2 separate regions of the Homo sapiens genome follow, and region 2 is linked to region 1. The links are chromatin loops, found by intact Hi-C in ENCODE. Cell type or tissue: Calu3. All regions are shown on one strand.

What was found. Hi-C counts contacts between places; a loop is a spot of excess contacts. Peaks named below come from ENCODE experiments on the same cell type or tissue, not always from the same donor. Only the 100,000 strongest peaks of a DNase experiment are listed, where the experiment ranks them.
Region 2: it touches region 1 in a loop (4-fold over the local background); 1 of 110 quality-filtered maps calls a loop at or near these places.

Annotation. Positions count from the first base shown.
Region 1 is chr18:47,880,309-47,884,308 of GRCh38, reverse strand. The region is part of intron 2 of SMAD2 (SMAD family member 2); the gene reads left to right. Among named protein-coding and RNA genes, the nearest start is that of SMAD2, 48 kb to the left of the region's middle. In Calu3, no CTCF peak of the experiment used is centred here; DNase peaks (open chromatin) are centred at 208 and 2,348.
Region 2 is chr18:47,823,414-47,827,413 of GRCh38, reverse strand. SMAD2 (SMAD family member 2) reads left to right here. Exons shown (of 11, transcript NM_005901.6): 11 at 1-4,000. Among named protein-coding and RNA genes, the nearest start is that of SMAD2, 110 kb to the left of the region's middle. In Calu3, no CTCF peak of the experiment used is centred here; no DNase peak of the experiment used is centred here.

The sequences.
Region 1 (4,000 bases):
GCGGTTTAATATGTGTAAGAGCTTGGTACATAGTTGGTGCTTAATAAGTGTGAACTATATGTGGGATGGGATTTTATATATAAAATTTGATTTTGAAGTGAAACTGATGATGTCACCTATATTACATGCACCAAGAGGGCATGAAAAGGTTTATTACTCACATAATGATGCTGTCTGAGTAGAGCATGGCAGGCTTCCAAGTTGGTCCAAAAATGACTTGAGAGAGCAGTGATAGGAGACTGGCTTGGGGTTTTATGGTGATTAGGGAATGGGGCTGTGGGCTGGTTTTTACACTGTACATATGCTGAGACTTGCCTGGTTTGAAATTTCTCTAATATCAACAGGTGGAGCACCTGGGCTTTCTTACCAGCTTGCCCAGATTCGAGGCAGAAGGGGAAGAGGAAATGGTGGGGCTTGAAACCTATCAGCAGTCAAGTATCAGAAATGGAGTTGGATTTCTTATTCAACACAAACAGGATAAATAAAAAGAAAACCACACTTAGATATATCATGGTCAAACTCATGAAAGAGGGAATCTTAAAGCAGCTGGTGAAAAATGGCACGCAGCATACAAATGACAGGTGATCAGCAACAGAGAAGATTGTAAAGTGATATATCTAAATCACCAACATCAGGGAGTCATAACAATAAATTGTATCTGCTTAATAAAGGAACTTAAAAATACATGCAGCAAAACTGGGTAGAATTAATGGGACAGAATCACAAATCCACAATTGGAGAGTTCAATTAGAACAAAAAAATCAGTAAAGACATAGAAGTTTTAAGTTACATTATTAAGTTACATTATTAACTACCTACGTGATATTTATAGAATACTAAACCCAACATGAGTAGAAATACAAGCGTTTCAAGTGTTCATGGTAACTTCACCAGGAAAGACTGTTTACAGGGCACAAGTCTCAATCAATTTTAAAAGATTGAAATCCAAAGTATGTTCTCTGCCACCAATAGAATAAGAAATTAATACCAATAAGACATCTGTTAAGAATTGGAAATTAAACCTTAAAATTCTGACTTATGGGTTATTCAGGGGAAAAATGAGGTAAAATATATTTCAAACCAAATTATAATGAAAATACAGCATATCACATATGTGGGATGTAGCTGAAAGAGTGCCTAATGGAAAATTTTATAGTTTTAAATAATCTGCTAGGAAAGAAAGTTACCTAAAAAGATAAAATAGAAAGTAAGTAGAAAGAAGAAATAATAAAATTAAGAGTAGAAATCAGAAAGCCAAAAGCGAGTTCTTTGGAGAGATAAACGCTTGTTAGACTGATCAAGAAAAAGACAGAGAGCCCACAATCACAAATGACCTATATTGGTACTGAAAGAGGGATTGTCATGGTAGGTCCTACAGACAGTAAAAAGATTATAAGCAAATATTATAAACAATTTTATGCCATTAAATTTGATGACTAACTGTAATGATGAAATTTAGGTTACCCCCAGCTGATGCATGAAGAAATACAAGATCTGGGTAGCCCTATAACAATGAAAGAATTTGACTTCATAATCAAAAGCTTTCCTGCAAAGGAAACTTCAGGCCCACATGGTTTTACTGGTAAATTTAAGCATTTGTGCAACAAATATCACCAATCTTATAGACAATAAACTCAGAAAAATGTTGTTTTATGAGGCTCACATAACCCTGAAACCAAAACCTGACAAAGATGCAACTAAAAGAAAAGTTAAAGATTAATATATCACTAACATACATGAGAAAAGAATACATCATAATTGAGTTCTATTCCAACAAGGTTAGTTTATAACTTTCAAAAAGTAATCAGTGTAAGCCAGCCGCAGCGGCTCATACCTGTAATCCCAGCACTTTGGGAGGCCAAGGCAGGAGGATTGCTTAAGCCTAGGAGTTCAAGACCAGCCTGGTCAACAAAGCAAGACCCCATTTCTATAGACAGATAAAATTACCCACCCAGGCATGGTGGCATGCCCCTGTGGTTTCAGCTACTCAGAGGCTGAGGCAGGAGGATCACTCGAGCCCAGGGGTTCAAGGCTGAAGTGAGCTATGATTGCACCAGTGCACTCCAGCCTGCATGAGACATTGGGACCTTGTCCCCCACCCCCGAAAAAAGAAAAATTAATCAGGTCAGATGCGATGGCTTATGCCTCTAATCCCAGCACTTTGGGAGGCCAACGCAGTAGGATTGCTTGAGAGTTAAGGAGTTTGAAACCAGCCTAGGCAACATAAGACTCTGTCTCCACAAAAAAAAAAAAAAAAAAAAAAAAAAGCCAAGCGTGGTAGTACATTCCTGTGGTTTCAGTTATTTGGAAGGCTGAGGTGGGAGGGTTACTTGGACCCAGGAAGTTGAACCTGCAGTGAGCAGTGATCACGCCACCACACTCCAGTTTGGGTGACAGAGCAAGACCCTGTCGGGCAAAACAAACAAACAAACAAAAAAACTATGTAATTTACTGCATTAACCAAGGAGGGAAACTATAAGATCACCTCACTTGGTCAAAAGCATTTGACAAAATTCATCATCCATTCATGATAAGCATTCCCAGCAAATGAGAAACAAAGAGACTTTCTCAGTCTGATAAAAGGTATTTAAGAAACACTAACAGCTAAGGATTTACTTAATCATGAAATACTGTGTTTTCCCTCAAGAACAAGACAGGGATGTCTACTCTTGTGTCCTTATTATTTTAATAGAAGACCTAGCAAGCGCAATGAGTCAGGAAAACAAAATATAAAAGGTTTAAAGATCTGAAGGAATGTTTCAAAATTCTGTTTGTAGATGACATGCTTATTTATGTAGGAAATCCTAAAGAATCTATAAATATAGCCACTAAAACAAATGAGTAAATTTAGCAAGGCTGCACTTTATAGATTCAGTGTCTAAAAATCAATTGTATTTTTGTAAATACTAGCAGCAGACAAATAGGGGTGTTAAGAAAATTCATGAATAGTAGCATCAGTACTAAATACTTAGGAATACATTAAACACACACACACAATGACCTCTGCTTAAAATGCTGAAACCTTGCTGAGAGAAGTTAAACAAATGAAGAGGGAGTTGTGATTCTCATATGGCCAGGTATGCTCTTACCAGACTGACACTCCCTCAATAACAAACTGCACAAAATTCTAAAAATAACATGAAGTACTGGAGAATAAACAAAAATAGGCATGTTTTAGAGGGGATTGACACTCGGAAGAAGGAAATGGCGTAGGCGAATTTTCTGTTTTACAGCTTTTGTCCATGCAAAGTGTGCAGGGTAGGTAAAATTCCAACACAAAACCAAGTCTTTCTGGCCTTGAAGCACCATAGGTAAGACTTGGGAGAATCACAACTATTGGAGAGTGAGGAGTGAATATCAGCAAGGAGAGTTTCAGAAAGAGAGCCCTGGATTCTGCCTACAAACTTTGCCAAAATCACCTGCTGATCCCACATGTGTACGGTAGACAGTACAGCCAGATAATCAGCCTGATTTGAATTGCTCCAGGACAGAGTTTGTGGTTTGAATGCAACCAGGTTAGTTGTCTGGTGAAACAAAAATGAAGACTTTTGGAAGATTGTAACAGAACCTCTAACTACCATCAGATAAAATTCACAATGTCTAGCATACAATCCTAAATTACCTAACATACAAAGAACAAAGAAAATGTGACCCTTTATAATGAGGAGACCAACCCTAGAAGACCTACATGTTGGAATTACCATGCAGTAAACTGATGGATACACTTGTGAATTGGAAAACTCAGTAATAAGTTAGAGTACTTAAATTACCCTGACTTCAAGACTCACCTTGAAGCCATAGTAATCTGTATAGTGTGATACTGACATAAAAACAGATAAGATAGCCCCACATAGATAAACACTGTGTGCCTATATGATTTTCAACAAAGTTGCCAAAGCAACCCAGTAGGGAAAGGAAAGTCTTTCAACAAATGGTGCTGGAACAGCTGAATATCCATGTGGAAGAATGAACATGACTCCACCTTACACCAGTGAAAACA
Region 2 (4,000 bases), 57 kb after region 1:
TGTCTTAATTCACAATTTACATAGTGATTGGCTGGAGAGAGGTATTGAGCATAAATTTTTTTTTAAGATTCAACTGGGAAATGGATGATTTACATGATTTTAGTCTCTTTAGTTGTCTGGGTATTTCTTGACTGGGAATAGCAATATCTTAAAGGCCATTTTTAACAAGAATGCTAAGGATGGAACACTTGAAGGAAGCAGTCCTGTACAGTCAAATACTTCAGTTACCTTGGATAATAGAATGAAAACTCAATTGCCTACTTTGAACAAATTTTTTTTTTGGATTTTAATGGCTGGACAGAATAACATTCTGCTAATTTTAATCCTTGGTCATTTCCGATGTAATGGAAAATGCAGTTTGACTCAGAATCGGAGGCCTGGGGTTTGGACCCTGATTGTGCCAATTTATGTGACTTTAGATAAATCTTTTCATCAGTCTACCTTAAAGTTCTTCATTTCCTCCAGTTCCCTAAAATGAGGAAGTTAGTTTTTAGGGTGGTTATGAGAACTAAATGAGAGCACTTGAGAGATCATTCAGCCTGAAGTGGGTACTCAGTATTAGATGGCTAAATCTGCACAGTCTAGAATACCAGGCAAAGGTTACTCTGAAGGTCTTTGCTAATAACAAATCTTTCTCTAAGAAAGTTTGTAAATGTGATGTTAAACTCAGAAATGTCACATAGAACATATTGGAGCAATTATTGCCGCAAAAGTAACTCGTAGCAACCACAAAAACCCAGTGGTGTGCAGCAATAAACAGTTTATGAATTAGATAAGTGATTTCGGCTAGATGTCTCTGGAGCAGTTGTAGTCTTTCCTCGTTCATGAGGGAGTTGGCCTCACCTGGAAGGACTTGGCATTTTTCCACATGCCTCCTATCCTCCATTAAACAAGCATGTTTTTGTGGAGGTTGTAGAAGGCAACAACAGCCAAGCCCAATCCCATAACTCCCTTTCATGTCTGCATGCTTCATGCTAACTAGCATTCACCAGAAACAAGCCACATGGCTAAACCCAGTGTGGAAAGGCACTACAGAGTTATTAGACCAAGGGAGAGAACATAGGAGGGGTGAAGAATTGGAGCCTTAAATGCAGTCAATCTACCACACCCTTGCTTTGTATTTAACAGGTTACTGTACTGGTTTGCCAGCAAACAATGGAAAATGTGGAGAAGCTGAAGAATGCTCAAGCTGGGACTTAATAGAGTGGCCTATTTGGTTTGAAATGTTTTAACTTACAGAGCATTGAGTAGAAGCCTAATCTAATATACATAAGGAAGACAAAAGCAAAGGATTGTGTTTTCTATCTAAAGGTTAATCATTGTGGTTGCTCCTGGCCATTATCACATGACTGGAAGTTAACACTCTCCAAACGCTGAGCCTATCCTGTACAGCACTAGAAAGTAGAAAGAATCACTCAATTCAGGGAAACCGTTTTCTCTTAATGTGAACATTTACATTAATGCCATTTCCAAAACCTTTCTGGGACTTCTTAAATGCAAAGATGCTATCTGCTTTACTTCATGCTGCCTGTTTTTAGGAGCTTGGAGTGCTTTAGGAAGCTTCCCAATACTGGTTTAGCAGTAATTTGGTTGACTGATCAAGGCATGTTTTAACTTTGACACTGAAATTTTAAAAAGACAACAGTTATCTTGCCCGGAGAGTCAAGTTTCTGCTTCCAAGGAGGTCAGGAATTGTTCTCTTTGGTGATGTGGCTGTGCTTGGTAGCCCTTGAAAGTGGAGTCGACAGCAGTCCTCAGCTTTTGTGTGCCTGTCTTAGTCTGTTTTGTGTTACTATAACAGGATAGCTGAGGCAGGGTCACTTATGAAGGATGCTCACAGTTCTACAGGCTGGGAAGTTCAAGGGCATGGCCCTGGCTTTTGGCAAGGGCTTTGCTGCTGCTTCATAGCTTGATGGAGAAGGTCAGAGGGGAAGCAGACGTGCAAACAACCCACTTGTTCACAACAACCAAACAAGTCTCTTTTTAACAACCCACTCCTGGGGACTAATCTAGTCTTGAGAGAGTGAGAACTCATTGCAAGAGCAGCACCAAGCCATTCATGAAGCATCTGCCTCAGTGAACCAAACATCTCCCACTAGGCCCCAGCTCTCAACACCACCACAATGAAGATAAAATCTCATCATACATTTGAGGGACAGTTTGGGAGACAGACCATAGCAGTGCTCAGTATTTCTACCCAAATGTTCAGGTAACTTAATATATTTTTCCTTGAATATATGTTTAAATGGGCTTCCCTTCCCCACGCTCATCTTGAATGGTCCCACAACAACTTTTGATTATCACGTTCCTGTAAATACACAAAAATATTTTGTGGTCTTTTACTGGCAGCCCAGTGGATGGGACTTTAAAAAATCACCCAGATTCCAACAACCAGAGAAAACGACTGGTGTATATTTTTTCCAGTCTTTATTTGTATGTCTGTGTATATTCAATGGAAAATGTTTGAAGCTTCACTCACAGCACATTCCATTAGAGAAAGCTACTAAAATCATAAGGAAAATCTAAAATGCAGTAAGCCAGTCAGCAAGCCATAATGGGCATATGAAAACAAAGTTTTTTGCCATGATTTGTGGACCACAGAAGATCTGTGTTATTAGTCTATTTAAGTTTGGTGTTTGAAATTAAAAATGTTCGACATACTTTTTATGTTTTTTTTAAATATACTGTCTATATTTAAAATTGAGTATACTGTACTTTAGTGTGTTTGGAAGCAGATATCCCCAAATAAAAGTATACAGTAGAACCAAAGAATTTTATTGATCAGCTAGAATTTAGTTTTCAGGTGTAATAACTGTCAACCTAAATAACAGAGGCTTTCTAAAAGAAAATGATGTTTATTTGGGAATAGGGCATTGTGAAGGCAATATGCATGCCATAGTAAACTGTGTGTATTCAGGAAGGTAAAGGAAGACAGGTTTTTAAAGGACAGATAAAGATTATATAATTGTCTTGAAATAATTATTCTTGGCTACAAGGATTAATAACAAGGATGCTGCCAGTTCGGGTTTGGACAATCGGCTTCTAGGCAGATGTCCCAAAAGTATTTTCTGTGTAAGGTTGCGAATAGTGTTTGTGCAAGCTGGCGTGGTTTCTTCTGGGTCTTTGAGGTAGTGCGTAAAATCCCTCTCTTCATGGACTTCCCTGGCTCCATTTGTCAGGGCTTTTGGAAACATGACTCTTGATTCTGACAGCTTTCACCTTTCCCTCTCTTGATGAAGATGTTTTTCCGAAAGTATCTATGATGAATCATCTTGTAGTTAGGCTTTGATTGTCCCTTGGTGACAGAATAGACCTTTCCCGGGTTATTGGTCTGGTCCTGCATCCTGCATTGGCAGGAGTGATTGGCAACTAAAAGTCAGTGTTAAAACCCTTTTAGCCACCTTTGAGGGCAGGGAGGCTTTAAGGGAGTGGCACTTAGGCTAAGTCCACCTGGAGTCTATTATTAAGTCCAATTTTTTTTCCTTAGTCCTTTGTTGTCCCCTCAAAGTGCTGGGCTAGCATTATTCTGTTAGGAATTGTACTTCTTTCTGCAGAAAATTTGGCAAATAACAGATACAAAGTTTAAAAAGGAAATACACAAAATTAATAGTAATGTGACAATCCCAGTTTGCATAATGGTTTTGAGCCCTGAACCTAGGCTTACAGGCAACCAATTGAATAAATCAAATTGTAATACAATTCTTGCTCTGATGTCTTAGGAAAAATGTCTACAGCCTGAAATCATCAACTTTTTGTCCTGGTTTGCAGTTTGAATGTCTCTAGCTATGGCATTGGTTGGTATGGTGAACTTTTGTGTGACCCATACATCAGCATGAGACTTGCTCCTTTAAAAATTAATCACATCTTAGCTTATAGGCCTCAGAGCATGGGAGTAGTTTTTTTTCTTAGAGAGTCATAGCCAAATATTGAAGGAAATTAGGAGGATTCAGGAGCAAATCCAGTCTGCAGGTGGATAACAGGAGTTTCAAAACGGTACAGA